2 separate regions of the Homo sapiens genome follow, and region 2 is linked to region 1. The links are chromatin loops, found by intact Hi-C in ENCODE. Cell type or tissue: dorsolateral prefrontal cortex. All regions are shown on one strand. Links, peaks and the distances in the headings refer to the core of each region. The heading gives the core; the rest is flanking DNA. Region 1 overlaps KIF6 (kinesin family member 6). Region 2 overlaps KIF6 (kinesin family member 6).

Region 1 (15,386 bases), core at 5,410-7,909:
CAGTACACACAGCACTGTTTTCCACACAAGTAGGTACAGTTAGTACCAATTAAATGATGGCTTCCTTTTGTCTTCATCTGTTTTTAATAACAGAACTCTAATTGTGTATACAAATTGATGTTTGGGCCAAGTCTGTTTTTACAAAGATGTTAGTTGTAAATTTAGCCCAACATATTATTTCAACGTGTGCTTTGTAACTTATTCTTCCTTTTAAAATTCTGCTGTCATTTGTTTGTTGAACATCAGTATGTGATTTTTTTATTTTCCTCTGCGGTGAATGTCTAGGAGGAAATACTGCTCTCTGGAAGAGGGTACTGGGGCCTTTTATGATTTATTTCTTCAGTTATTTTATTCCATGGTAAAGACTCCAAAATGTTCTATTGTAAAGACTCCAAAATGTTATAGAAGCTTGAATAGTTTCAAGTTAATTCTTTTAAAATCAAGCCTTTTGTTCATCTTTCAAACTCAACAGTGTCCTGATATGTCTGAGGTTTAGGAAAATTTGGCTCAAGTTGATGAGGGGGTCTAATATAGGTCTTTGTTGCTGAGTGAAATTCAGTGGTTTTGGCTCATGGGAATTTGTGCAAAATTGTTGGTTCGTTTGATTTGGTTCCCTTTGGGCTACACCCATGAAGTTTTCTTTGGGTTTAGATTGGTGATCCCCACCCCACACCAAACTCAAAGTGGAACACAGTGGGAATGTTGAGGTTTATACCTCAAGCTATAACTCATCCTAGAGCTTTACCCAGTTTTGAAAGAAAGAAAAGCCTGGCCTGTATTTTAAATCTGTAAGTGAAATATTTATTGAAACTAGACTAAACAATCCCAGAGTCAGTTGAGATCTTAGAGGTCATTTGACCAAACTCTCCACCTGACACATGATTCCAAGAGTCAATTTAAAATTGTCTGAATTATACTCATTTGGGTATATACCCAGTAATGGGATGGCTGGGTCAAATGGTATTTCTAGTTCTAGATCCCTGAGGAATCGCCACACTGACTTCCACAATGGTTGAACTAGTTTACAGTCCCACCAACAGTGTAAAAGTGTTCCTATTTCTCCGCATCCTCTCCAGCACCTGTTGTTTCCTGACTTTTTAATGATTGCCATTCTAACTGGTGTGAGATGATATCTCATAGTGGTTTTGATTTGCATTTCTCTGATGGCCAGTGATGATGAGCATTTCTTCATGTGTTTTTTGGCTGCATAAATCATGCTGCTATAAAGACACATGCACACGTATGTTTATTGCGGCACTATTCACAATAGCAAAGACTTGGAACCAACCCAAATGTCCAACAATGATAGACTGGATTAAGAAAATGTGGCACATATACACCATGGAATACTATGCAGCCATAAAAAATGATGAGTTCATATCCTTTGTAGGGACATGGATGAAATTGGAAACCATCATTCTCAGTAAACTATCGCAAGAACAAAAAACCAAACACCGCATATTCTCACTCATAGGTGGGAATTGAACAATGAGATCACATGGACACAGGAAGGGGAATATCACACTCTGGGGACTGTGGTGGGGTCGGGGGAGGGGGGAGGGATAGCATTGGGAGATATACCTAATGCTAGATGACACATTAGTGGGTGCAGCGCACCAGCATGGCACATGTATACATATGTAACTAACCTGCACAATGTGCACATGTACCCTAAAACTTAGAGTAAAATAAAAATAAATAAATAAATAAATAAATAAATAAATAAAATTGTCTGAAGTCTTTTTAATAACTAAAAAACTTCCTGCAATATTCCACGTTTATCCATTTGGATCAAACCTGTTGACTTTGTGGTCCAGGTTTGCTATATCCATGTGAATTTTTTTTCTGTTTGATTTATCAAGAACCAAGGGAGATGTGTTAAAAACCTTCAGATGCATATATTTCTACTTGTAATTCTGTCAATTTATGCCTTATATATTTGGAGGTTGTGTTATGAGTTTAGAATTGTTTCACCTTCCTGAAAATCCTCTCTTTTATCCTATGTAATGACTGATTTTATCTCTAACAATTCTTTATATCTTAAAGTCTATTTTACAAAATTATAGGTCTACTATATCTTTTCTAAAGCCCACAGTACAGAATATTATATAACACCAGCAAAGGATCTGGGCCAGCATTCAGTAATCAAGCATATTGATATGATCACAATAAAATGTGTGAATCTTTACACTAAGTGGGATATATAAAAATATATATTTTTTGTTTTTATTTTCAAGCTTCTTATATCCTTATGCTTTAGTTGAGTCTCTTTATAAATGACATGGATGATTTTTACTTTTATTCAAGTTTTAGTCGATTTAGTGGTTTGCCAACATTTGCAATCATTTCTATCATATTTACTTTTCAATTTAACCTTTTTTTCTGTGCCTTTTTCTTTTTTCTCCCACCTTTCCTACTGCCTGTTTTGCTGACAAACTTTTCCTTATTTGTTTTCTCTGCTAATTATTTGAAAATTTTGTACTTTCTTTTCTTTTAGTGGCTATTGTTAAAAATTTTTAAACATACTTGACTTTATAAAGTCTAAAATTAATGTCGCTACTTATCTGATATATATGATTCACTTTAATCACATACCTCCCATTTTCTCTATTGTTAAATGTTTTAATTCTATCTTGTTTTTATATGACTCATTAGTAATTACTGTTATTTTATTTAAAAAATCTGTGCATGTTTAGCTTATTCCCCGTGTTATCCTAGTTTCTTTGCTAAGTGTTGCCTGTTTTCACTTCTTTCTGGTTTCAGTTTCCTTCTTCCTGAAGTACATCCTTTGATGGCTTATTCAGAGAGGGTCTATTAATGATTAACTCTTTCATTATTTATTTCATTTGATTTACATATTAGCTGGGTGTGGAATTCTTGGTTGACAGCATGTTCTCTCAGTATGTTGAAGATAACGATTCCATCACTCTTTAGCTTTTGCTTTTGAGAAGTCTGCTTTAGTCTAATTGGTCTTTTTCAGGCAATGTCTTTTCTTGCATTTTTTAAAAGAGTTTTACTTTGTGCAGGTGTTTTATGGTTTCTCAATGATGCATCTCAATGTGGATTTATTTTTATTTATCTATCCCAGTTGGAACTAATTGTGCTTCCTAAATCTGAGGATTCATGTCTGTCACCAATTCTGGAAAATTCTCAGCTAGTCTTTTTTTTTTTTCCATATTTCCTTTCCTCCATTCTCTGTAGTGCCTATTTCTGTAACTCATATTAAACATACATTTTTCTTTTCATTCAGTGTTATCCCTTAGACTTTGAAAAATATATTTTCTTTCTTTTTATTGCTCTTTCTTGCATTTTGAGTAGTTTCTTCAAATATTTCTTCTAGTTCATTAAGCCTTTTCTCACCTATGTCTAATCTTCCATTTAACCCTTATATTGAGTTTTTAAAGTTTCAATGGTGATATCTTCATTTTTAGAAGTTCTACTTGGTCATTTTTTTTTCCTATCTGTTTTTGTGTTTCATAGTGTCTTGTTATGTTATTATTTTTTATAACTTATTTTGGGTATTTAATAATTTTAAACATGTCTATTATATAGTCTTATGTGATAGCTCTTGTATGTCTACACTCACTCTTTGTTATACCTGCTGACTCTTTTATGGTGGAATTGTGTTCTTGTGGGTTTTGTTGTTTTAGATTGTGAGCTCATGTTTGGTGGGACATTGTCTACTGGAGTCCTGTTCTGCTAGTTTATGGGCACATCACTATAGAGTAGATTTATTTTTGCTTCTGCCTGCTACTTCAGGGCTAGTCATCTTCAAACCACTTTTTATATTACTTTCTGTGATTGAGATTTGCATGACATTTGGGTAGTACAAATTTACACCTCAATTATGTACATGGATAGAGTCAATGTTTACAAATACTGAAGGAAGACTTTTCCCACCCATAGTTCAGGTAGAAAGGCAAGTTTCTTTGACATTCCTATTAGTGATAGCTTCAGGTTTATAAAGCCATCTTCAATTCAAATTACCCACTCCCTATTGGCCTAAGACCCTGGTTTCTGATGTCAGCCTTCTTTCTCCATCCCACACTCCTATGTGTGCCCCAGGATTAGCTCATAAGCTTTTATTTCGATTTTCATTTACTTCTTTGTTTTGGGTCCTTAGATATTTTCCTTACATTTTTGCAAATTTATGCATTAAAAGGAGTATGTATTATATTTTATCCAGAATCTCTAAGTAGATTTTAGAAGGAGAGATTTTAGGCTTTCTGGACAGCTATAGTGGGAGAATTGAAAGTCTGAGTCATTTTACATTTCCCTCTCCTGTACTAATGCAATTAATTTGTTTGTTATTATTGTGCTGCAAGACTTTTTATTGATCCCTGTTACTTTTTAAAATTGTTATTGTTAGGTTTGGTTCTCTCATTCTAGCTTTTTTGTCTTTAATCCTGACTCAGTTATCTAGTATGTTAGTTTTACCTCCCAGCCCTGAGTCATTTGTAAATTTGATGTGCATATTATCTGGGTATTCCATAATTGTTTGGTAAAAATATTAAACAGGAGCCATTCATGTACATAGCCCAGGAATAGGCCACTAAAGATTTTCCTGTCAGTGGGTATTGATCAGAACTCTTTGAAACTGTTGCAGATGTCTCCAACTCTGTTTGTATATTTCAGTTCACATTTCCACATTTTACCCACAAGGCTTGTTCTTAGTCAACTTGCTCAGCTCAGTTCAATTTGGTTCAGCCCATATTTCTTAAGTGCGCACTCTGGGCCTTTGTGTATACGGTATGCATCTGAGATATAAAGAAGAAAAAGCCACAGCTCCTTCCTTCGTGATGCTCATAGTCTGGTAGAGGAAGAATTCAGGTAAGCAAAAAAGCCAGTCATATGATCATCTCTTTCTGCATTTTGCTCAGGATCAACTTCTACACGACTGATCTATAGCTTATGGCCCCTGTCCTCTTTCCTTTCTTGCTAAGTCATAGACATACCAGTTGAATTTATACAATTCATCTGTGGGGAAAGTTTCACAAGGCTGATTTTTCCATATATCTTCTCTGTATAATTTATTGTTAATAAATTCATTTAAGTATTTTAAAATCCTAAAATATATGTCAGTAAAGGGTGCTAAAATGTTAAACAAATATTACTTTCAGATTTTCTTTTCTTCTCTTTTTATTCCTATTCTATTTTCCCCCTTGGTTAATTTTATTTTTCTCAAAATTCTCCCTTTCTTTTCTAAACCTTATATTTCCCCAAAAGAATAGTACCAGATAGTCTCATATCAATTTGATCTTTTTTGGCCTGGTTCCTTATATTGACTTTCCTGTCCAAGTCTTTCTACTTGTTCTAAGACTTCATCTCATTTTTTATTATTGGCCTTTCAAGATTTGTTAGACAAACAGTTTTCAGTGAAAGAGCTTAATTTAGTTAAGCACTAAGTTTTTATCTGGGCTAGAAATTTTGGATCTTACCTTTACTCTTTTCTCACTATAACCCCAAACAACATTCATTCATCAGGAAAATCTGTCAATATTTCCTCTTTGAAGCATTTTACATCTGTTTCCAAAGCTTTATTCCCATATTTAGTGTCACAGTCCATGCCCTTATCTTTTCTCAGCTGATAATGGGATAACCTCCTAAATATTTCCCATTTCTTCTGACATTAATCTTAGTCTTTTGTTTTTCAAATTATGATTCATGTTCCTGTAGGTTATAAACTCAATTTACTTGTTCATGATCATAACTTTTTAGTGATGTAAAATAGAACATATACACAATATTGGAGTACATGGCACATAATAAGAGATTTCATGAAATTGTTTTAATTATTTACATATGTATGCTAAGTGTTAACTTACCACTTGTAATGGGAGATTATAATTGTGTTGGTTGTCCTTTGGAGGGGCATCTATCTAGCATCTGAACCTTTCCCCATGATTAGAATATTCTGTATTATATGAGACTTGGTAGGATGTAGGGCCTGCTTCCATTATAGAAGCTAAAAAATAGCCCAGGTCTTGTCTTTCCCAGCATCCCTTGCAGCTAGGTTGCTTACCTGTAACCTAAGCTTGCTTAATCAGATGCCTGGTTTGTTGAACTGGCACTTACAGAAGCAGGGAAAATGAATACCAAGGCTGCTGGTGGTGGCGGACACCAGCATTTGGCTTTTGAGGCAGCAGCGGCTGACAGCCAGTGATAGCAACAGGGTCCTCATCAGAATGGTTCTGGTCATGGTTTGGCTATGATTCTGGCTACCTCACTTCCTTTTGCTCCTGCCTATTTTCTGAGCTGGCACTTTAAACTTCCTGGAGATTTTATGAGCTACTCTAGTTTCTTTCAACCAATTTCTTTTCTACTTGCTATGGACTGAATTTTGTCATCTCTCTACTCCTCCATTCATATGTTGAAGTCCTAACCCCCAGTGTGACTATATCTGGAGGTAGGATCTTTGGAAGTAATTAAGGTTAAATGAGGTCATAAGAGTGGGACCCTAATCAGATAAGACCAAGACTTTATAGGAAGAGGAAGAGAGAAAGAGAAACCTCTCTCTTTCATGTGAGGATGCAGCAAGAAGGCAGCTGTCTGCAAGCCAGGGACCTCACCAGAAACCAAACCCTGTCAAGCCTTGATTGTGGACTTTCCAGCCTTCAGAATGTGAAAAATAAATTTCTGTTATTTAAGCAACCCAGTCTTTGGTATTTTGTTATGGCAACCCAAGCTGACTAATATACTGCTTAAATCAAGTAGAGTTGGTTCTGAAAAGAATTCTGAAAAGTTCATAGGGTTGTTGTAAATATTAACTGAGATTATGTATATTATCTGTCACATGGTAAATTTTCAACAAATAATTGTTATATTATTAGTAGTAGTATTCATTAAGTCCTCAAAGTCATTGATATGTTCTTGGAAACTATGGCTTTAAGCAAAACGTATAACAAAACCAATGTTACCATAAGCTAATTGATATAAACAAGAGTTAAGTTTCTAGCTGGGCGTGGTGGCTCATGCCTGTAATCCCAGCACTTTGGAAGGCTGAGACAGAAGGATCACTTGAGCACAGGAATTTGAGACCAGCCCAGGCAACATAGTGAGACCCTCTCTCTAAAATAAAAAAGTCAACTTCCTACACCGTATTTCTGGTCACAGAACTATCACCAAACATCTAAATAAAGATCAAAACACTTTTAATATTAAACATGTAAGGTAATTATTTTCCTGCTTATTTCCAGTTCAGGGTTGGCAACAGCTTAGGGTACCAGGTGGGAACCAACCCTGGATAAGGCACCATTCCATCACAGGGTGCATTCACACACTGACACTCACTGAGACTGTGACCATTTAAACACACCAGTGAATCTAACATGCACATCTTTGAAGTATGGGAGGAAACCAGAGTACCCGAAGACAACCCACAAAGACATGGGGAGAACGTGCAAGCTCCACACAGACAGTGGCCCTGGCCAGGAATCAGTCTTTTTTCTTATCAATATTATAACAAAACAATGTTGAATGAAATGACATAATTTGAAAAGCCCTGCTATATTGTTATTAGGGACAAAGCAAGGTAGAGCTTTAGAAAAACAAAACAAAGATGTGGGGACATCAGATACAGAGTTTTGTCATTGAGGGAAGTCAGCTTGAGATGTCTGGGATGGCGTGAGAAGCACAATAGTGGGGAGTGCCTGGAGAATGAGCTGAACAGGAATGACATAGGAATGTAGGCCTCAGCTGGCCATCAGGAACATAGGGCAGGGCTCCTTTCCCCTGCCAGCCTCAGCTTCAGGCACCAATGCCTAGGATAGAAGCGGGCTAGACCCTCACACCAATACCCTCACGGAGATAACTAGGAAGCTGCTGTTGGATATTATTATCACTAGAGTCTAGAGAAGTCTAGAGATCTCTCCAGGCATTGCAGTCCTTTGATGAAAACAGCAAAATCCAATGTCTGCCTCCAGGGAGGGTTGAGGCAGCTAAAAATGGGACATTCATTGCAAATATTGAGTCTACAAATACTACAAATCCTTTCACATCCTGCTTAAAGCACATTTCCTTAGTGAAACTTCCAGTCACCCCAACGGAAGTAAATCACTCTTCCTTTTTGGCTTTCTCAGCATTTGGTCTGTGTCTTTAGTAGTTTGTCTTGTGTATTGTGCATCATTTCGCCAACTGAACTATAAGCTTCTTGAAGTCAGGAATCCTGTCTGATCCATTGATATATTCCCACAGTAATTATCAAAGTGCTTTGTATGTGACAGGTGCAAAATACATATGGAATTAAAAACCAAATTAGTGATTTTTTAGATAAGTGGTGACATAATGCAGTTTATTTCCTAAAGCTGTTTAACTAAGTGTTAACTACTAATGAACTACAGGTGTGAATTATAGGTGACATCTACAATGCCCTCATATGGTTGGTTTGGGGAGGGTGCTCAAAGCCTACCCTTATTCAAACAGCCAGAGGCAGAAGGTAATACAGATTTGCATATTGATATACTATTTCTAAGGGAGGAGGACTCACTAAAGGCAACACCTAGAGCACTTTTTGAGTGAGCCAGACCCTAAAGTCAATAAACCAAAGTACAGTTGACCCTTGAACAACATGAATTTGAACTGTGCGGAGGATCCTATTTACTTCCATTTTCTCCCACCTCTGTCACCCACCCCGAGTCTGCAAAACCAATGCCACCTCTTCTACCTCCTCTTTCTCCTCACCCTACTCAATGTGAAGATGAGGATGAAGACCTTTATGTATGATGACCCACTTCCACTTAATAAATAATAAATATCTTTTCTTCCTTATAATTTTCTTAATAATATTTTCTGTAGCTTTATTGTAAGAATATGGTACAAAATTTGTGGAAATTGGCCATTTATGTTATTGGTAAGGCTTCTAGTCAACAGTAGGCTATTACTAATTAAGTTTCTGTAGAGTCAAAAGTTATATGCAGATCTTTGACTGCATCATTCAAGGATTAACTGAACTTTGTGAAAACACCTTGCCTTAATATCTGTAGTCTAAAACAGCATTATGATGAAGTGTCATCATATTAACAAATTGTTACTATAGAGATCTAGTTACTCTCCTTGGATGTTCCCCAAACGCTCTTTGAGGCTGGGGTTTCTGTTCCTTCTCCCGCGCCCAGAGTAGCCACATGCTGTCATGGAAAGAGTGAGGCAGAGCTTCATGGACTGCTCAGGGCGTTGTCACGGGTGTAAGGACCTTCTCACTTATCTGAATTGATGCCTGGTAGCTTTTTCCATTAAAAGACCCTTTCCCAGTGACTTTGAGGAGAGCAGGCCATCTGCTTTACACTCAGTCTTGTCTGGGCTTCTCAGAAAAGCAATTTTAAAGAAAGAGAAGCAAGCAACATGTGGTTTGCCATCACTGGCAATGTTTCCTTAAGTCTGCGTATGCTGGAGTCCAAGCCCAGATATTCAGGAGCCAGCTCAGCCAGCACCTGGCCACCTCTGCCCTGCCTCAATTACACCAGTTACTGCAGACTCCACACTGCATCACCAAAGGTGCCGCCCACCTCGTGCTGCCCCGCATAAGGTCTAAATATGTCTATTCTATTCCGGGGAACAGTACTTCTTAACATCTTGTTTGAGGTACAAAGCCTAAGTACCTTTGTGACAGAAGTCAGACGACAGAAAAAACCTGAGAGTTTATTATTACAATTAAAGCTTTTAAAGTAGCGGGCTATGAATGAATGGTAACATTTTCAAAAGAAAATAAACTGAGAATGGACCTATGTGAGATGTGGAAAATATTTTAAAGCAAAGGAAATGATTCACCACCTCAAAGACGTGAAACTTAGATGAATTATGCAGGTCAGCTTTTAACTTCTGTGGAGAGCCTCTATGTCTTGGATAAATCCATATGTGTGTGCTTTGCATAACACAGAAAATTATTTAACATTAGTATTCAGAGAGTAAAGAACTCTTTGAATGATTTTAGCCATTTCCTCTTAGAATCAGAGTGGTGGTGGTGTTGGGGGAGGTAGCATGACTTGTGGAGTAGAGCTTTGTTTACATAATGGACCCTTTGTAAAGTAATTAAAAAGTGACCTTTGAAATATTTAACTTGGTTTGTTTTGTTAGATTTTCCTATGTATTTATTTTTCTGTGGAGTCTGTTTTTGCAACTCTGCAAGATATCTAAGCGAACACTTTAGGATAACATATTTTATCCTTTGTTTCATGAATCAAATGGCTGTACAGGTATTAAGTAATAAAAAATTATTTTGAAAAATAAATTTATTCAAGTTACTTTCTCACCACTAGCTAAAATAAGGATTTTATGGACTAGTCAAAGTTGCTCAATATCTAGTCATCCGAATAAATGTTTCTATTATTATAATTTAAAATTTTTTTCCACATAAATTTCATTTTTAGATTTCATTTTTCATTACTGAAAATGGGCCTAAATATGTATTCACATAATTGCATTACTACTTTGAAAGTAATATAAAATATTACTTAAAATTATAATGGAGGAGGGTCTGAATTGTATTTGCGTTTCTTATTTGGGGGATAATTAATAATTAATTTACATTGGAGGATCTGGCGAGGCAGAACAGAAGCAATCAGGAAAAGTTTTCATGAGATGGCCTGGGGTTCTGGATACAGAAGGCATGTGTAGCAATTAAACTCGATCAAAAGTGAAATGGCTGTTTTGTGAAGTAATGAGCTTCTCATCACACGAAGTATTCAAGCAAAGCCTGAATGACTTTATACTGGAGATTCTGAGGTGCAGTGGGTTTCTTTATTCTGTGAGGAGATGTTCAGTAGGGAGACACTTCTAAGGGCTCTTTGGATTCTAGGACAAAAGTTCTAAATAGTTTAGTTTGTCCTAATTGTGTACTTTTTGTTGAATTGAGTCAGTGTTTGAACTTATCATATGATTATTTTTTTCTCCTAAAAAGAAAGCCGGAAGGAATCACTCTTAATTATTTAAGGTACAGTTGAACACTTAACCTTTTAAAACTTCAGAACCTAAAATAAATAGGTTTATTTAGATCATAATTCTGAAAGACATGTGTTAGTCTGTTCTTGCATTGCTAAAAAGGAACGCCTGAGGCTAAGCAATTAATAAAGACAAGATCAATTTGGCTCACAGTTCTGCAGGCTGTACAGGGAGTATGGTGACGGCATCTGCTTTTGGTGAGAGCCTCAGGAAGCTTACAATCATGGCGGAAGGTGAAGGGGGAGCTGGTGTCTTCTGTGAAAAAAGCTGGAGTAAGAGAAAGAGGGGCAAGGTACCACCCACTTTTAAACAACCAGATCTCTCATGAACTCAAAGCGAGAACTCACTCATCATCAAGGGGATGGCACTAAGCCACTCATGAGGGATCACCCCCATGATCCAAACACCTCCCACCAGGCTCTATCTCCATTACTGGGGATTACATTTCAATGTAAGATTTGGAGGGGACAGACATCCAAACCATATCAGACACAATCCTGAACACCATTATCCTGAATGTTGAAATCCTGAAAGATCAAAATTCCCAAAGTCTAAAATCGCTAACATCTAAAATCTCAGTAATTACACTCACAGGATAATTGCATCATGCTCAGCAGTACTATTACCTTGTTATTGTCTTTATTTGGAAATTAAGTATGTTTTAAGGAGATATGTATGGGTGCCAAGTTGACATAGAGTGGACTTGAAGACTTAATTTTAGGTGTCAGTTTGACTAGATTAAGGAATATCTAGAAAGCTGGTAAAGCATTCTTTTGGGTGTGTCTGTGAGGGTGTTTCCAAGGGAGATTAGTGTATGAGTCCGAGTGGATTAGGTGGGTGTGATTTGCCCACAGTGTTAGCGGGTGCCATCCTATTGGTGCTGGCCAGAGAAAACAAATACAGAAGGCAAACTGGTCTCTGAGAGCTAGGACAGACTTTTCTTCTGTTGCCTTAAACGTCAGAACTCCAGGCTCATTGGCCCTTGGATTCCAGGACTGACTTCATCCCCACCCCTCCCACCCCATCCTGAGGCTTTTAGCCTGAGCCAGCTATGGGCATCCCAGGGTCGCTGGCTTTCAGATGGCCTGTTGTGGGACTTCTCAGTCACCATAATTGTGTGAGCCTTTCCCCTAATAAATCCTCTCTCATTTGTCTATGTAAATATCCTATTGGTTCTCTCTGGAGAAACCCTGACTAATAGAGATTTGGTATCGGGAAGCTGAGTATCATTCCTTTTTACTCTATTTCTTACAACACAGTGAAAGAGATCTGTGAAACTGTTCCCGTGCAAAAAGGCTGTGATAAATTAAGTGTATGAGGAACTTAATGAAATGAAAGATAAAAGTTTAAAAGCTAATTATTATTGGTGCTGCAAAAGCAGAAAATTGCTTAATTGCAATGGCCACACAATTAGACTCTCAGATAGACAGAATATATTTACAAAATTTGTAGGCCACAATCCCCCTTCAAATACGAGTGCTGCAAGTGTTTCAAAGATCATAGAAAAAGTGAAAACACAGGCGAAAAATGCAAGAAATCTCCCCTGCCAAATTGTTCAATCATGTACGACTTCTGCCCCTTCACACATAACACCATGCTTGCCTTCAAAAAACATCCTTTGTCAGAGAGTAAAAAGAATTCGAGAAGCTCAGCAACTTTCTGGACCAAAGACACTTGCTAATATTGAGCTTTCTCCAGTGTTACAGAACACACTAGGTGGTGAATTATCCTTGACTAGAGATTTGACTGTAGAAGAAGATAGAGTTCTTACGTATATATTTACCACAAAATCTAACATAAAAACTAGCACTTTTTTCACTTTGGCTAATGGTTGGCACTTTCAAAGCTGTCCCCACTATTTTTTAAATCAACTGTATACAATTCATAGTTGTATATTCATATATACAATTCATAGCTCCTGTTAGATCATAAAATTCTAGAACTGATATGCTTGTTTATGTACTAATGACTGGAAAAAACAAAGTACTTTATAAATGCTTATTCAAAGATGTGGTGGACTTTGCAGAAGAAAATAGATTTCAACTGAATTGCCAAACCATAATGACAGATTTGGAATTAGGTGTGATCAAGGCTTCTAAAAATGATTTTTAAGGTGTTACCAACAAAGTTTGTTTTTGCCCAGTGCATTTGGTGAAAAATTCAGATGAGTGGATTGGCCACGAATACTTGAATTTAAAAATGCATGATTTGCCTGTATGACATTCCTTCCAGCTGATGACATTCCAGATTTTAATGAATTAAAACCACATTTGCCTGAAGAAGCCAGTGAAGTAACTGATTTGAAAATAATTATGTTCATGGTAGGATAAGAAGACATGGTGTTGCTGTTTGATCACCAGTATTGTTTCTGTCAAATTTGTGGTCTGTATATGAGTGTATGCAGAATGGATTTCCATGTACCCAAAACAACAAAGAAGCACAGCACAGAAAATGGGAAAATTTAATAGACACTCTTCATGTTTGTGCATGCCAAATAATAGAAGGATTTCAGGAAGATCAGCGTCACATAGAAAATTAATGTGAACATATTCTGCAAGGAGAGTTATGTCCTAAAAGAAAAAAAAAACAGCTCTTCACTGCGATGTAAGACTTCAAAATATAATTAATGATCGTGAAAGTTGGCCAGCTCTTCTGGACAGATCTGTGCAGTTGCTTATAGTCTATTCCTGTAATACACTTTTTCATGTTGAATTTTCTTTTTGGATTTGGGTTTTATTTACTTTTTATAGTTTTTTTAACTATTTAAAATTGTCGGCATTATTTTTTTCCAATTAATTATGCTATGTATTTCATCTTCACATCATTTCCAATACTAGAGTTATAAATTGTGTTGAGACTTTTAGAGAATTCTCATTTGTTGTATGCAGTTTTTGCAAATTTGACTTCACAAAAGTGCATTGTCACCACATTGACTTTGTGTGTAAGCATTGTGCATATTGACTTTGTGTGTAAGCATTGTGCATGTATGCAAAAACATTGTAACTTCCTCTCTAAATGAAGAGATGTCCATTTTGTACGTCTGCATTTGTGAAAGATAAAATTTCTCGAGATTTTGGCTCTTTGGATAACTGAATATATGGGGGTGACCCATCATGGTTTTCCATCAATTTCGTCTTAGGTTGTTCATTTTGGTGTTTCAGATGACCACAGTTATAAAGCTGGGTGCATGCAATTGCCAACCATAGTAGTATATGTTTATACATTTCCCTTTTCGACCTATTTGTTTATGAATACAGCTCATATGCTCATAACTTCATACTCTGCAACTGTCATTGTTATACATGAGGGTTTACACTTGTAAAAATATGTTATTATTGCCTAGTCTGTTGTGTAAAATGACCTATGAAATGTTTTGTCATGTTTTTGTGTTTCTCAAATAAATTCCCTTTTAAAAATGTAAATAAATATCTTTTAGAGAATATTTAAAATTATTCTTCCCAGATTTTGATCTTCCAGGATTTCAACATTTGGCATTACGGTATTAAGGATTGTATCTTTGGGGATTATGATTGACTCCCAAATTAAATCACATAGGGAACAAATGATTTATTCAAATTTTGGAAAGGATGCAAAAAAGCGTCTCTAACTTCTTACTCTCACAACTTTAATTCAAGCTAGAGAAGAGAAAAATATATATGTCTTAGCTATTTTTTGTCTTCCAGATCTCCTGTACTTCAAGCAATTAAATCTTGCTCCCACCCAGTTCATGTTCCTTCTTTACATATCTAATTCACTACCAAATATATTTCACAAATTTTTATGTGAAGTCAACTGTCATGAAAAACACTGTATATTTTGGGTCCGGAGGACACGAATTTATTTAGAAATATCTTGAGAGGACACATAATCCCAGCTCCTTCCGCATGCAGCCATCTGTCAGTGAGATGTTTAGGGGTGAAAAATGAGTTTAATAGTTTTCAGTCTCAGAATCAAGGCTGCCATCATGTGGGGGAAATTAGAGGTAATTGTAAGGTCATTGTCTAAGACTGATTGATGTTTCCAGAAATGGTGATTCTCAGGCTACCTTACCTTCTATTTCTTCTTTGGGATCGCTACTACCCCACCCTGAAACACCAAGCTTGAACTCTCTGACCTGCTTGTTTATGTCTTGACAATCCTAGACAATCCTTTGATTCTCTCCTTTCCCTGGTTTCTTATTATTTATAACAGTTATCACCACGTGAAATCATATTATATACAGCATTTATTTTGTTTTAAACTTGATATTAGTTCCAGTCCTAATTAGTTCTACTAAAATGTAAGCCTCATGAGGACAGGAAGCTTGCTTAATACATATAAGTACTAGGAACAAATCTTTCAACATGTTTATTGGCTTATTTATCTGCTTAGGTATCTAGTAGTGGTGATTAAATTGCTTTACATTTCTTTCTTAAAACTACACTGTCTCATGTGATGTGATCTCTGCCACACCT
Region 2 (15,386 bases), core at 6,559-9,058, 300 kb after region 1:
ACTGTGTCCCAGATTCTCAAGGTCCTATCTGAGCTTTTCAGAGCCACTACTAACTAATCCTAACAGAAATAGTTAATGATGAAAACAGCATTTGTTTACAGACCCGTGTCTGTTGCACAGCCTCATATGCAGTCTCCTTTCATCCACAGCAGTCCAAAGAGGTAAGTGCATTTACCAGATGGGGGAGATGCAGTGCCTTCCCAAGGTCATGTAGCCAGTGAGTGTTGAAACAAGTATTTGAACCCAGTTCTGTTCCAAGCTTGGTGCTGTTAGCCCTCATGCTATTTACTGCCCACTGCAATGATCAACCCGCTTTAACGCATGAAGAATGCAAATACAAAACAAGGACAGTCATATTCTAAGAGGCCCTTGGCACCTTTTAAGCAGTGGACATCTGCAGAAAACACCCTTTTTTGATATGTGACCCAATGAAGTCACCTAGGAGAAGAGTATAGCTTGCAGAGGACTGGTGGAGTGGGTATCCTGGGTAGAACCTCCTCATTTCCTCTCCAGCTAGCTGGGACCAACAATTTATGGAGAACTTTGATTAAATAAGAAATTCATGTATTCCAGACAAAAAAAGTTCCCCTTGAGATGGTGTGGGCCCTCAATTACCTGTAATCGGAGAAATCCAGCACCCAGGGCCAATGGTGGGGAAATAGAGGAGAGCCTCTAAAGTCATGACGATGGCTCATTTGACTTTGGTAATTTGTATTATTAGGAAAGTTGGTTGTTTCGTTTCAGTAGTAATAATGATGATATAGAATAGCTGCTGATTACATCAGGAACATAGAACAAGGGCACCTAAGCCACGGCAACTGGAGCTCTGAGCTTCCCACTGTTGGCCCTGGGACTGGGGTCAGGTACACTGCCCTCCCAGCGCCAGAGACTTGGGCACACACTTAGCATTGAGATTCTGCGAAGTGTCTTCAACAAAGAGCCAGGCTGCCCCAGGGCCCTAACTCCTTGGGCCAGGCTTGGGAAGGCAGAATGACCTCTGCTGGAAAACTGTACCAAGGTGACCTTATGGGCCTCTGTATCCTGCTTCGTGCTCACCCTGGCAGGTCCCTGGATATGGAGTTGTCCCCAAGGGCTGCCACCTGGCCCTGAAACATCTGCCCTCTTCTTCAGCCTTCATGTTGCTGGTTCAATAGGAATAGCAACGTAGGAAGTCCTAGCCAGAGCAATTAGGCCAGAGAAAGAAATAAAAGGCATCCAAACAGAAGAGAAGTCAAGTTATCTCTCTTTGCTGATATGACCGTATACCTAGAAAACCCTAAAGATTCTGCCAAAAGACTCCAAGACCTGATAAACTGCTTCAGCAAAGTCTCAGGATACAAAATGAATGTACAAAATCAGTAGCATTTCCAGACACCAAAAACTTTCATGCTGACAATCAAGAATGCAACCCATTTACAATAGCCACAAAAAAATTAAAATACCTAGGAATGCATCTAATGATGAAGGTGAAAGATCTCTATGAGGACACCTGTAAAACACTGCTGGAAGAAATCATAGACAACACAAACAAATGGAAAAGCATTCCATGCTCATGAATTGGAAGAATCAATATTGTTTAAATGTCCAAAACAATCTACAGTTTCAATGCTATTTCTATCAAATTACCAATGTCATTTTTCACAGAATTAGAAAAAAAAACTATTCTAAAATTCATATGGAACCATAAAAGAGCCTAAATAGCCAAGGCCATCCTAAGCAAATAGAACAAAGCTGGAGATATCACATTACCCATTACAAACTAAACTACAAGGCTACAGTAACCAAAACAGTACGGTATTAGTACACAACCAGACATATAGACCAATGGAACAAGACAAAGACTCCTGAAATAAAGCTGCACACCTACAACCAACTGATCTCCAACAAAGTCAACAAAAATAAACAATGGGGAAAGAACACCCTATTCAATAAATGGTGCTGGGAAAACTAACCGTTTGCAGAGAATGAAACTAGATTCCTACCTCTAACCATACACAAAAATTAACTCAAGATGAATTAAAGACTTAAATGTAAGACTTCAATCTGTTAAAATTCTAGAAGAAAACCTAGGATATACTTTTCTAGACATTGGTCTAGACAATGAATCTATGATGAAGACCCCAAAAGCAAATGCAGCAAAATCAAACATAGACAAATGGAACTTAATTAAACTAAAGAACTTCTGCACAGCAAAAGAAGCTCTCAACAGAGTAAACAGACAACCTACAGAATGGGAGAAAATATTTGCAAACTATGCATCCAATGAAGGATTAATATCCAGAATCGATAAGGAACTTAAATGAATCAATAAGAAAAAAAGAACCCTATTAAAAAGTGGGCAAAGACAGGAACAGACACTTCTCAAAAGAAGACATACAAGTGGCCAAAAAACATACAAAACAATGTTCAACATCAGTAATAATCAGAAAGATGCAAATCAAAATCGCAACGAGATACCATCTCACACCAGTCAGAATGGCTATTGCTAAAAAGTCAAAAAATAACGGATGTTGGCAAGGTTGCACAGAAAAGGGTATATTTATACACTGCTGGTGGGAATGCAAATTATTTCACCTCCTCTGGAAAGCAGTTTGGAGATTTCTCAGAGAACTAAAAATAGAACTGCCATTCAACCCAGCAATCCCATTACTGGCTATATACCAAAAGAAAAATAAATCATTCTACCAAAAGACACAGGCACTCAAACTTATGTTCATTGCAGCACTATTCACAATAGCAAAGACATGGAATCAATCTAGGTGCCCATCAATGGCAGATTGGATAAAGAAAATGTGGTACACATCATGGAACACTACACGGCCATAAAAAAAAACAAAATCACATCCTTTGCGGCAACATGAATACAGCTGCAGGCCATTATCCCAAATGAATTAACGCAGGAACAGAAAACCATATACCGCATGTTCTCACTTGTAAGTGGGAGCTAAATCTTGAGTTCACACAGACATAAAGATGGAAACAACAAACACCAGAGACTCCAAAAGGAGGTAGGAAGGGAAGTGGGCAAGGGCTGAGAAACTTCCTATTGGTTACTAGGTTCACTACCTTCGTGACGAGATCAATACAAGCCCAAACCTCAGCATCATGCAATATACCCTTGTAATAAACCTGCACATGTACCTCTGAATCTAAAATTTAAAAATGGAAATTTAAAAATAAACAAACAATGATGTGAAAAATACCACTCAACTCTAGGGGCAATTTTCATCTTCGGTCTGGGAAGCCATTTCCATGACTTTGTGGGCAAGAGATCTTCCATCCTCTCTGCTGCCCAGTCCCCACCCCTCCCAGGGATGGTCCTTCCAGCTGGGGCAGACACTTCCTGGGCCTTTGGAAAACTGCTGTATGTTTTCAATCACAGGCTTGTGCCTTAATTCCTCTGCTCATCTCTCTGGGAGTCTTCTGAATTACAGCAGGTGTTAGGTTCAGTAGCGCCTAGCTTTGCCTGAAGTAATCAGCAAACTTCAAACAGAAAGCACTTTGGCTGGAAGTCTAATTAAGAGCATTTGAAATACCTATTTATTTTAAAAGCATACTATCCCAATTAGAGAAGAAGTGTCAACATCTCCCAGCTGCCATTCTGAGATTAAATGCCATGTTGCCGTCCAAGCTCCTTAGGAGGTTGTCTGATGGAGATTTGGAACTGCCAGAGCTTGTGTGTCCCAGGTGGCCGCATTTCAGATGGGAATTCTCCTCATTGAGAGAAACCTCTCAAGACAGATTGCTTATAGAACCTTAACTCTCGCCCTTCAGCCCAGCAGTTGGGCTGAAGGCTAGGACAGAGGGCTCCGGTAAGAGTAAAGGCAGCCTACTCGGTGTATTTGGATTCCCTGATGTTTTGTAATTCAGGCTTCAGATCTAAGAGTAAAGAAGTGACTCAGTGGTACGCCCCCTTTCATTTCTGTCTTTTTTGTGTATCTTCTACTACCATCACCCTTTTCATTCTGTTCCCTTTGTCTGCTTCTTTTCACTTTCTCTCACTCTCCATTCTCAGTATTTCCTCTGTTATTGTTTCTTTCTTTTGCCTACATGTTCCTATGGTTTCATGAAAGTGTGGGTGTGATCGGTTTGGGTTTGTCGTGGGGAAGGGTGATGAGCAAGTTGGATCAGGAGAGTTTTTCTTATATGTTTTGCATAAGAATATGTCTCTGGATGTGTAAGTAGATGTGTGCCCAGGGAAATTTCTATAAAGGCAATCCCATATCCCAAAGGAACAAAGATTTAGTGGTAATGTGAGAGGCACCATTTGGAAGAAATCATTCATGGATGATGATAAGCCATTCCCAGTGGTGTGCTGAGCTGGCTCAGTCCATAAAAGCATAAACTGTTAGTACTCCAGGAATGTGGGGAGCCGTTTTTAAACAAAGATGTTATTAAAATTAAATTAGATAAGTTTACAATTAAATGTTATATTAAGAAACAAAGGTAACAAATACTCAAAATTCACCACTTCCTAGTTAATTTACTACATTGTGTTATTATCTGTGCTTTTGAAGTGATCTGTATCCACTGTATCTGTGTGGTGGGAACACTGTGTGACGAGGTGCTGCGGTGCCTCTCTTCCCAAATCCACATTTAGCGAGATCATACTGGTGGCTTCAAATCAGCCATGCTGGAAATATTTACACCAAGGAAATTGGCAAGTATTATAAATGTGGCTTTTTTTTTTTTCCAAAGAGTGGCTGTTAAACATTTGCCACCACACCAATGGCATATGGATGGCCCTTTCATGGCCGGGTGTGTGCGTGTGTGTGTGTGCGCGTGCATGTGCACACACGCGTGACTGTGCATGTGCTTTTATAAGGATTCCTACTCTCTTTCCTGGCTGAAAGTCAAGACTATGGTTCTTTCTTCATTTACAACTCACCCAAGATACATCAGGAAACATAAACATCTACCGAACCCTGGTCCTTTTAAAACTTAGTGGACAGGAGAACTAATGAAGACAAAAAGGAGGCTGAAGAAGCATTGTACCTTGTGAGCTCCCTAGATGTGACAGTCAGAGCTGGGGGTGTCTTTTAAGACAAACATCAATAACCATCTCTAAGAACATCATCAGGGCTTATAGGAGGGCTGACTCCCACACACTATTTCAGGAAACAATAGAACAATGTTATTTTTAAATTAGGCGTCAGTTGGAAATGATACTAACTTAACTAGATTCAGCTAGCTGAGCTGAGAGTGCTTTGCTGAATTCAGTTGTGTGTGTTTTTACCACTTTACTGTACTATCGACCCCAAATGATTTAGTATTGTTGATAATGCAGATGAGACTAATCAGCAAATGTTTCTTGAGTACTTTACCATGTGCCAGGCATGTTACTAAGTTCTCTACATGTGTTTCTTTCTTTAATGCTCACAACCCAATGACGTAGATGTTACTATTATCCTCACTTTACATTTAAGGCCCAAAGGGGTTAAGGAAACCTGCCTAACTTTGCTCCGCTGTGGATGCAAGGCCAGTAGCCTGGGTCCACAGCAGTGTTCCAGCCATCACGCTGCACTGCCCTTAGCACTTTGCCAGGCATCATGGAATCCACAGAGGGCTGTATCCAGTGCCTGCCCTCAAAGAGTTTCCAATCTAACCAGGATGAGTTGACATGTGCATAAAAAGACAACTCCTTTTTTTAAGTATCAGATTCAGCTACCTACATTCTTCCATTCACTGTCCTCTTCCCACTGTAGCCACAAAACCAATTCAACATTGACCTCCTCTGTGAAGCCTTCCCTGACCCCTTCTCCCAAAATCTGCTTTTGCCTCCGCCTCATGGGTCTCTGTTAAAGCACCAACCCTATTTTGTAATTATTTATTTCCATATATATTCTCCATGCTAAAATGTAAGCTCCAGGAAAGGTGGGTGCAGTCAAATTCATCTTCGAATCCCTAGCAGCCAGCACAAGCAATAAATAGGCCAAGTCAATGGCCAGATGAATGCTTCCCCAGGTGACTTCCAGACTCACACATTTTGCAAAAGCACAATGAGACATTTGAGCATAAAATAAAATAAGCCCATTTAAAAGAAGTAGAAGGCATAAGTGCTTTTGGACTCCACAGCTGAGCAAATTACAACACACAGGCAATAAATTTGGCTCTCTCTTGTCTAGCTGCTAAGCAAAAAAGAGGCACCCAGAGTTACATAGTTTTCATTTTCTGACAGCAGGAAGCATACTAACTAATTTATCTGCAGAAAATAGAATTTCTTCCTGGAACTAAATACAAGCCAGAATTTATCGTGCGGATCCTTGTATAAAGGACACTGAGTGACACAGTGAACGATGTCTTCAACTGCAGTTTTACAAAAGATACCGAAATGTTATTCAACCAGATGATTCTTGTATCGACCCTCTATAAAAGCTAGAGGCCTGACATTAAAGCATAGCTCACTGAAAGCGTTTATGTGAGCGGCCAAGATAATAGGATCCGGGTACTCAGCTTTCTGATGGCCACACAGAGCAGGACTAAAACTGGAAGAATCCAGCCCCAGGAACGTGGGCTGTGGCCTCTCTCTCAAATATCTCTTCTAAGCAATATTTGATCAGGGCTGGATCTTGTTCAGTTCACAATCAAAACCCTTAACAGGTGCCTGTGGTTAAAATTTAAAAGATACATCACACTACCAAGCAGCATGTGAAATGTGTCAGGTGAGAGGGACAGGCCATGAGAACTTCCCGTTCTTACCAGAAGGAGTGGCCCTGGGGGGTTGTCACCAAGACCACAGGCCTGGGCTGAGTCTTGAGGAATGGGCAGGATTCTGAACCACAGAGAAGAGTGGGAAATAGTTTGGGTTAGTTGGGGTGTGTGTATGCGTGTGTCTGTTGTGTATGTACGTGTGTGCTGTGTATATGCGGCATGTGGTGTGTGTGTATGTGGTATGGATATATGTTGTATGCATGTGTATATGTGGTATGTGTGCAGTGTGGGTATGTTGTATGTATTGTATGTATATGTGGCACGTGGTATGTGTGTATGTGGTATGTTGGATATGTTGTATGTGTTGTATGTGTGTTTTGTGCTTGTGTGTGTGGTGTGTATGTGTGTGTGGTTTGTGGGTTTGTGTGTGTGTGTGGTGTGTTGGTGGTATGGATATGTTGTACATGTTATATGTGTGTGTGGTTTGTGTGTTTGTGTGCGGGATGGGGGTTTCTCTGCATTTACGCTTCTCTGCGTTTACCCCTTGACCCAACTTCTGTGAAAACAGAGCTTACTGGAACATCCCATTTCCTCGACAGCGAGCATGTTTCATATACTGTTATAGAAGATAGTTATACTGATAGTATTAATTAAAAAAAGAAAATATCTTAAACTTAAGATCAACAAGTTCCAAAGGATGGCTGAGATTCCCCCACGAATACTACCTCTTGGGCACTACCCCTCTTTCCACCTCCCTCCTCCCTCTTCTCACTGCCCCAGGAACAAAGATCTCCTTGAACAAAAGCAGCCCCCAAGAACAAGCCATTCGACTGTGATGCCACGTGGAGCCCTGGGATTGCCACTGGCTGGTGTTTCACTACCTGACCCGGGAAATCAGGCAGAGGCAGCTCTGAGTCCCCTGCAAGGGCCTTACGGGTTGGAGAGAGGCTCTGAAGCTGCTGGCTCCCTGTTTCACTGCGTTGTTCTAGTTTAGTCCTCTGAGAGGGCTCTTTTCCCCCAACCAGCATTCCTGCAGTGACCTCTTGTGGCATCCCTGTTGTTCTTCAAAGACAGGCCTCGGCTGTTGATGCCACTTTCTCCCATTTGATGTAAAATTGGTAAAGACTGAGTTTTGAAATGCTTTTTGCAGTTCTGCACCTAGGGACAACAAATTTAAGAGAAAGCAAAAGGCCAGACTGTCAACCATTTATTCCCCAGATTTCACTGAGCACCTAGCATGATCCAGTGTGTGAAACTGGGAATCCAAGGATATGGAGAGGAGCCACTGATTGAGACTGAACTGAAACCGGGGTTGGGGGGGGATGGGGGACGGCAGGGCAGGCACAGTGGCTCATACCTGTAATCTCAGCACTTTGGGAGGCCAAGGTAGGAGAATCGCTTGAGGCCAGCAGTTGGAGACCAGCCTGGGCAGCATAGCGAGACCTCATTTCTAGAAAAGATTAAAAAATTAGCCAGGTACAGCAGCACATACCTGTAGTCCTAGCTACTTGGGAGGCTAAGGCGGGAAGATTCCTTGAAGTCAAGACTGCTGTGAGCCACTGCACTACAGCCTGGGAGACAGCAAATTTAAAAAAATAAAAAAGAAAAAGAGAAAACAACGGAAGGGGATCTTCCAGCATCCTCTAGCCCAGTGGTCTGCAAAATGTGCTCTGTGCAGCCTAGATGGTCTCCACAGCCCCTTCAGGACCACGAGGCAAGGGTGAGGACAGCCACTGTGCAAACAGCGCAGCTTTGGGATTCTCGCCCACTCAAATTCAACCAAAACAACTTCAGATCTTTTTTTTTCTTTCCATTAAGCTTGTATTTGAAGAAAGAGTTCTGCAGCTTTTAATATATCTTCTTTCTTCCAATATCATGGCTCTGTTTAAAACATTTCCAAAGTCAGATAGTCCAAACTTCCCCTCCCCAGAGCTATCTCAGCTCCCTCTGGGCTCACACAGAACTCTGCATATCCCTCTGTGATGCAGCTAGTCACACTAGACAGTGATGATTAGTCTGTGTCTCCCACACTGGACAGATTGTCTTTCTTTCCCCAACACCAAGCACAGTGACTGTCACGCAGTAGGTCCTCCATAAGTGTTTATTGAATGAATGAGTGAAACTTAGGCATCACATTTTTGCCTTAAAGATGTGCCAGCAGCTGAGGGGCTCTGCGCTCAGGTTTCTACATCTGTAAAATGACGTGGTTGGACCAGATGATAGCCCAGTGCCGGGCACAGTTCCTGAGGCTTAGCTGGCCTTCACTGACTGCTTGTTGAATGAACAGATGAATCTCTAGCACTCCACAGCCCTCAAGTGTCACAGTATTACCTCTGTGAAGGCAGGCTTCCTTCAGACATGCAGAAAACACTCGCAACCTTGGTGCGGAGACATGGGAGAGCTTGGATGGATTACAGATGTTTTCACCCTCTCAGAAATAAAATTGTTGACTCCTTGAAATAAGGCAGGATATAAAGGATGCAGCTGCCCTCTAAGGCTGAGATAACATCTCAGTTGGTTCCAAAAGAATTCAGGTAACTCTGTAAAACCATCAACAGTGTGTCTCACCACTTAATTCTAATCCACAGTTGCTTGTGAATATAGGGCCATCCTCAGTGACATGAGGTCCTTAGCCGAATTTCCATGCTCAAGGGAGAGGCTGGGAGTGAGGAGGAGCCTGCACACCATTTCCCTGCCAGTTCCCAACTGCCAAGGGTTCAGACCCATTGAGTGGTTTAAGGCTCCTGCACCAACCATTCTGGAGGGCAGAGGAAGACTCTATGTCAGCCCTGGTGCCAGCCTGCAATAGCAACTGTGGTTTAGCAAAAAGAGCATTCACCCTGTGTATTGGTCAGGGTTGTCCAGATAAGCAGAACCAATAGGAAATATATTGATATATGGAGAGAGATTTTTTGGAAGGAATTGGCTCACTCAGTGTGGAGGCTGAGAAATCCTATGATCTGCCATCTGCAAGCTGCGGGCCCAGGAAAGTCTAGCTGTAGTTCTAGTCCAATCCTGCAGGCCTGGGAACCAGGGCAGCCAAAAAAGTAAGTCCCAGTCTGAGTCCAAAGGCCTGAGTGCCAGAGTGCCAACGTCCAAGGGCAGGAGATCGATGTCCCAGCTCAAGCAGAGAGAGGAAATTTGCCATTCATTACTCAACCATTTTTGGTATTTTTGTTTGCTTCTCTTAATATTATTTCTAATTGAAAAGCCATAATTGTATATATTTTGGGGGTACATTGTGATGTTGTGATATGTGTATACAATGTAGAATGTTTAAATCAAGCTAATTAACATATTCATTGCCTCACCCATGATTTTTTTTGTGGTGAGACATTTGAAATTTACTCCCAGCAATTTTGAAATGTCCATTATTACTCCTTGTGTTCACACTGCTGTGCAATAGATCTCAAAAACATTCCTCCTATCTAATTGAAACTTTGTACCCTTTGACCAACATCTCCCTCTCCTGACCTCCCACCCCTGGTAACCACCATTCTAGCCTCTATTTCTATGAGTTCAACTATTTCAGATTCTCACATAAGTGAGATCATGCACTATTTGTCTTTCTGTGCCTGGCTTATTTAACTTAGCATAATGTCCTCCAGTTTCATTCATGTTATTGGAAATGACAGAATTTCCTTCTCGTTTAAGGGTTAATAGTATTCCATTGTGTATATATACCACATTTTATTTATCCATTCATCTGTTGATGGGTTGATTCAATGTCGTGGCTATTGTGAACAATGCTACAATGAACATGGAAATGCAGATATCTCTTCAACATACTGATTTCAGTTCCTTCAGATGTATACCCAGAAGCAAGGTTGCTGGATCACATGGTGGTTCTATTTTAGTATTTTGAACAACCTCCATACTGCTTTCTATGACAACTGTACCAATTTACATTTCCACCAACAGTGTACAAGGGTTCTCTTTTCTCCACATCCTCACCAACACTTATCTTTCATCTTTCTTATAGCCATTTTAACAGGTGTGAGGTGCTATCTTATTGTGATTTTAATTTGCATTTCCCTAATGATTAGGGATGTTGAGCATTTTCTTATGAACCTGTTGGCCATTTGTTTGTCTTCATTAGAGAAATCTCCGTTCAGGTCCTTTGCCCATTTTTTTAATAGGGTTATGTGTTTTCTTGCTGTTGAGTTGCTTGAGTCCATTATATATTTTGAATATAAACCCTTTATCAGATGTATGGTTTGCCAATATTTTTTTCCACTCTGGGTTATCTCTTTAGTCTGTTGATTGTTTCCTTTGCTGTGCAAAAGCGTTTTAGTCTGATATAATCCAATTTGTGCAAGTTTGTTTTGTTGTCTGTGCTTTCAGGGTCACAGCCAGAAAATCATTGCCTAGATTAATGTTGTTGAACTATTCCCCTTATGTTTTTTTCTGGTAGTTTTACAGTTTCAGATCTTATATTTAAGTCTTTCATCTATTTTGAGGTAATTTTTCTTTATGGTTTGAGATAGGGATCCAATTTTATTCTTGAGCATGTGGATATCCAGTTTTCCCAACACCTTTTATTGAAGAAACTGTTGTTTCCCCATGTATGATCTTGGCACCTTGGTCAAAAATCAACTGGCCATAAATATGTAGGTTTATTTCTGGGCTTTCTCTCCTGTTGCATTGGTCAATGTGTCTGTTTATCACAGTGCCCTGCTGTTTTGATTACTATAGCTTTGTAGTAAATTTTAAAAACAGAGAGTGTAATGCCTCCAGCTCTGTTCCTTTTGCTCAAGATTACTTTGACTATTGAAGGTCTTTTGTGGTTCCAGATGAACGTTAGGATTTTTTTTCTATTTCTGTAAAAAAATAACATTGGAGTTTTCATAAGGATTGCATTGAATCTATATATTGCTTTGGGTAGTATGAATATTTTAACAATATTAATTCTTCAAATCCATGAATACAATATATCTTTCCATTTATCTGTGGTTTTTTTCCATTTCTTTCATCAGTGTTTTATAGTTTTCAATTATACCTCCTTAGTTAAATTTACACCCAATTTTTGTTTGTTTGTTCTTTGGGTTTTTTGTTGTTGTTACTATCATTAATGGAATTTTTTTTTAATTTCTCTTTCGGATAGTTTGTTGTTAGTATATAGAAATGCTACTGGCTTTTATATGCTGATTTGGTATCCTGTAACTTTACTGAACTCACTTATCAACCAAAAGTTTTTTGGTTGAGTCTTTAGGGTTTTCTATATATAAACTCAAGTCATCAGCAAACAGAGACAATTTCAGACTCCTTGCCACAGAGCTGACCATGGCTCTGGGCCACCAGCAGCATTGAAGGCCTCCACAAGACACAGTCACTACACTGCTCTAGCCATATTTACTCACAGACACCATTGATTACTCTTTCTTGCAAAAAAACGCAATCACATCCAAGAAGGGGCTGTCTATTCCTTTAAGCGCTGAACCCAGATGATCTTGTTACCAGTTGCCAGAGCCATTTTTTTCATCATGCAACTGTGCAGAAATCATGGCTGCTGCTTTGAGCAAATTAGGCATTTGACCAAACATATAGAAGACAAAATTCTAGCCTCTGCATCTCATCTGCTAGACTAGAATGTATTATGGCTGGCCCCTCTATCTGTCCTCTTTTTCCTTTACACATGATGAAAATCGCCATCTGTGCTCGGCAAATCTCGGACCAAGAAAGGCCTCGGTGTTTCCTAGGAACAGTTCTGTTGCATGTGTAATGGAGTTGGGTAAGACTTTCCCATCTCCCCAGAGAAGGTGATGATTAGTTTGGGAAAGAACAACCAACAGGAAACCAAGGTTGGCTGTGCTGAAATACAAATGATGGGTGCAAATAACCAACAGAAAGCTTTAAGTGGTATTTTGAAAATCCTGATATCTATTTGAGAAATAATTAGGGAGCTGTTGTAAAGAGCCAGGAGCCTGCCCAGGAGAAAGGGTAGAGTGAATTGTGAAGGATGCTTCTACCAATTCCGTAATATTCTATTTAAAATTAAAAAATGAAACTGCAGCAAACTATTTAGATATTTCAAAATATAGTCAGTACATGGGTGTTATTTATCTCATTCTCTGAACTTTTTGTGTTTGCAATGGTTTATAATAATTCCCAGAACTCTATGAAGGATTAGATTCCAAGGCTTCATAGATCAAATAAAAATTACTGTTTTAGTGGAATCATTGTGATAGAAGTGGTAGTAAAAAGTGAATCCCAATTCAATTCTGATTAATCTTAATTCTCCTTACTACCATTTATGTCAGGATCATTTTACTTAAAGGTGAAAACAGAAAATTTACCACTTATTTTCTTCTCCAGGCGCATTGTAATTTTTGGTAGGGACTTAATAGCTGTTGGTGGTGTGCCTGACATGAGTGATACAGGGAAGTGCCCTGAAGGTTACTTTTTTGTTGTTCTCCCACCGTCTCTTCCCATCTTCATAGGAGGGAAAGTTCTTCCTCTGCCCCTGGATGGAAATTGATCAACCCCATAACTGAATTGGTCATTCATTGTTAATTACAAACCAAAAAGAGTGGTCATTTTATATAGTAATTGCAATCTTAATAATTCCAATTTCATCAAGAGATAAGACTTCTCTCCCTTACCCCAACTCAGGCCAACTGTGAGGAGGAGAGGGAAATAGTCATCTCTCTTTCTAACTCCCTCCCTTCCTTAGCCTGCTAAGGCTCGATTTCCTCAAGAAGGGATTAGAGGAAAGAAGGAAGGGAGGAAGGGCCATTGGTAAAATCTCACTTGAATGGTTCTGCTGTAATGTGGCCTTGGACTCTCTGGGCCTGGTAGATATTCAAAGCAGACTCTTCCTAATTTGGGGTGGTTTCATGGGTCTCTGGAGATCCCTCACCAGCAGGTCCCTTAACTTGAGGGAATGTGCCTTATTGGGCGGTTCCTTACCCAATTTGAATCTATATGGGTCAGGGTCCTAACAAGAAGCAGATGTCAGCACTCAGATGAGACGTTGTGAAGAGAATTGGATAAAGACCTATCTACAGAGGCATAAGCAGAGTGTAGGGAAACTGCAAGGGAGAGCACCCCAGAGATAGTCACTGCAGCAAGGCAGGAAGCATTGCTGTCCCTAGGCCTGGACAAGACAGGGAAAAGTTACTAGAATTTAAAGACTGTCAGGGCTGTGCAGAAAGGCCCTGGCCATCTGATACGAGCTGTGACCTTCAGTCAAGCCATGTGTCCAGCTTGTGACCCCCGCAGAGAAGTCTCCCATGAAGAAACAGCTTGGCCTCTCTCTCCTCCTACCCTCCAGTTACTTGCTGCTGTTCCCCACTGGAGGAGCCCAGACAGAAGGCAGAGGGTGTAAGGAAGGTAAAAGAGGGTGGAGAAGTCAATGAGCTAGGAATAGGCCCAGCATACCACCCCCAGGTTGCCCGCCTCCAGGTTTCCTTCTCCTGCATTCCCATTGCCCCTCTAGGTGGCCCCGTGAGAAAGAATGTAAGTGTCAAGTGTTGTGGTAGAGGAGCTCAGAGGCGTGCTGGAGCCAGCTCCCACTGGCTCACAAGGGCTGATCGTGTACATTTTTTCCCAACTCCAAATTCAGGAACATCATGTTGGTAGACTGAACAGGAATATTTGTACCCCAAAAATTGGCAAACACTGAAAATCAGGGCTTTTTTCTTCCAGAGAGCTGGTTGTTAAACACTTACCAGCACACCACTGATCCAAAATGCCCCTAACCTCCCTCTCTTCTGTGCTTATAGCCCATGTTGGGTCAACAGAAACACAGTAGTAACCCTGCTCTTGCCACTAGCAGATCATCAGCCCATGCCCCACCCTCTAGAGCTCCTGAATAAAAATCGACAGTAGTGCACTCTGGCCTTCTTGCCCCCCACCCCCAGCACCCACACAGATCCCCGAGAATTCTCAGCAAACTTTCTGCGTGGTCTCTCGGGCTCCTTCACTGCCCCTGAGGGAGGAAGAAGCATCTCCACACACACCACCCCCAAGGAGGGAGAGGAGGTAGGCTTAGGCAAACTGCTAGCTCTTTTTAAAGGAATTCTTGTCAAACATTTATTTTGGCCCTTTTCAAATGCTGATGTGAGTGTTTGGGTTGTCTAGCCAGCTCTCGCCATTTCACTTTGAAAATGTGCCAGTTCTACTGTGTGGTCTGTCTCAGAACTCACTTTTGACTCCAATATATGATAAATTATTGCCAAATGAAAGGATTAATTTACAAATTGGCTAGTAGCAGGTATGTTTTCCAAAAGAAGAGGGAGACAGCTTGATGAAGGATCCACAACTCAATTTTTAAAACTCCTGAAATTTCTCTAATTAGCCAGTCAAGAGAATCAATGGAACCCTACTAACCATCTTCATTAGAGGTTTTCATAGGAAGAATGCCTGTGCTGGCTCTTATAGGTGCAAGAAAAACTGCTCTCCCCAAAAGATCATATGCATCCTGAGAACACTGCCCCCTGGCTGGTCCAGTGCAATAAAGATGCAGCTGGACTGTAGGCATGCCAAGTTTCCTACTAATGTCTCTAAGAAGCCACTGCACTGAGCCATATGGTCACCACGAGTCCATGAGGCTTAAGTGACAGGAGGGAGAACTGCCAAGGTACTCAGAGCTTTGAGAGAAACCTGAGTTCAGAACTTCAGGCACACTTCCAATGGAGGAGAGAGAAAGTCACAGTGGACTGGAAGGCTGCCCCTGGAGGGGTAGGCTGGGAGAGGTGCTGTGCACCAGGGAAAAAGGGGAACCTTGTGGGTCA

Evidence for each region. Hi-C counts contacts between places; a loop is a spot of excess contacts. Peaks named below come from ENCODE experiments on the same cell type or tissue, not always from the same donor. Only the 100,000 strongest peaks of a DNase experiment are listed, where the experiment ranks them.
Region 2: it touches region 1 in a loop (5-fold over the local background); 3 of 110 quality-filtered maps call a loop at or near these places.

The regions. Positions count from the first base shown.
Region 1 is chr6:39,663,849-39,679,234 of GRCh38, reverse strand. The region is part of intron 3 of KIF6 (kinesin family member 6); the gene reads left to right. Among named protein-coding and RNA genes, the nearest start is that of KIF6, 54 kb to the left of the region's middle. In dorsolateral prefrontal cortex, for the core only: no CTCF peak of the experiment used is centred there; no DNase peak of the experiment used is centred there.
Region 2 is chr6:39,369,949-39,385,334 of GRCh38, reverse strand. The region is part of intron 16 of KIF6 (kinesin family member 6); the gene reads left to right. All of the region lies in intron 3 of LOC107986594 (a long non-coding RNA gene), which reads right to left. Among named protein-coding and RNA genes, the nearest start is that of KCNK16, 55 kb to the right of the region's middle. In dorsolateral prefrontal cortex, for the core only: CTCF peaks have their summits at 7,503 and 7,703 (motif pointing left); a DNase peak (open chromatin) is centred at 7,674; H3K27ac peaks cover 1,756 bases.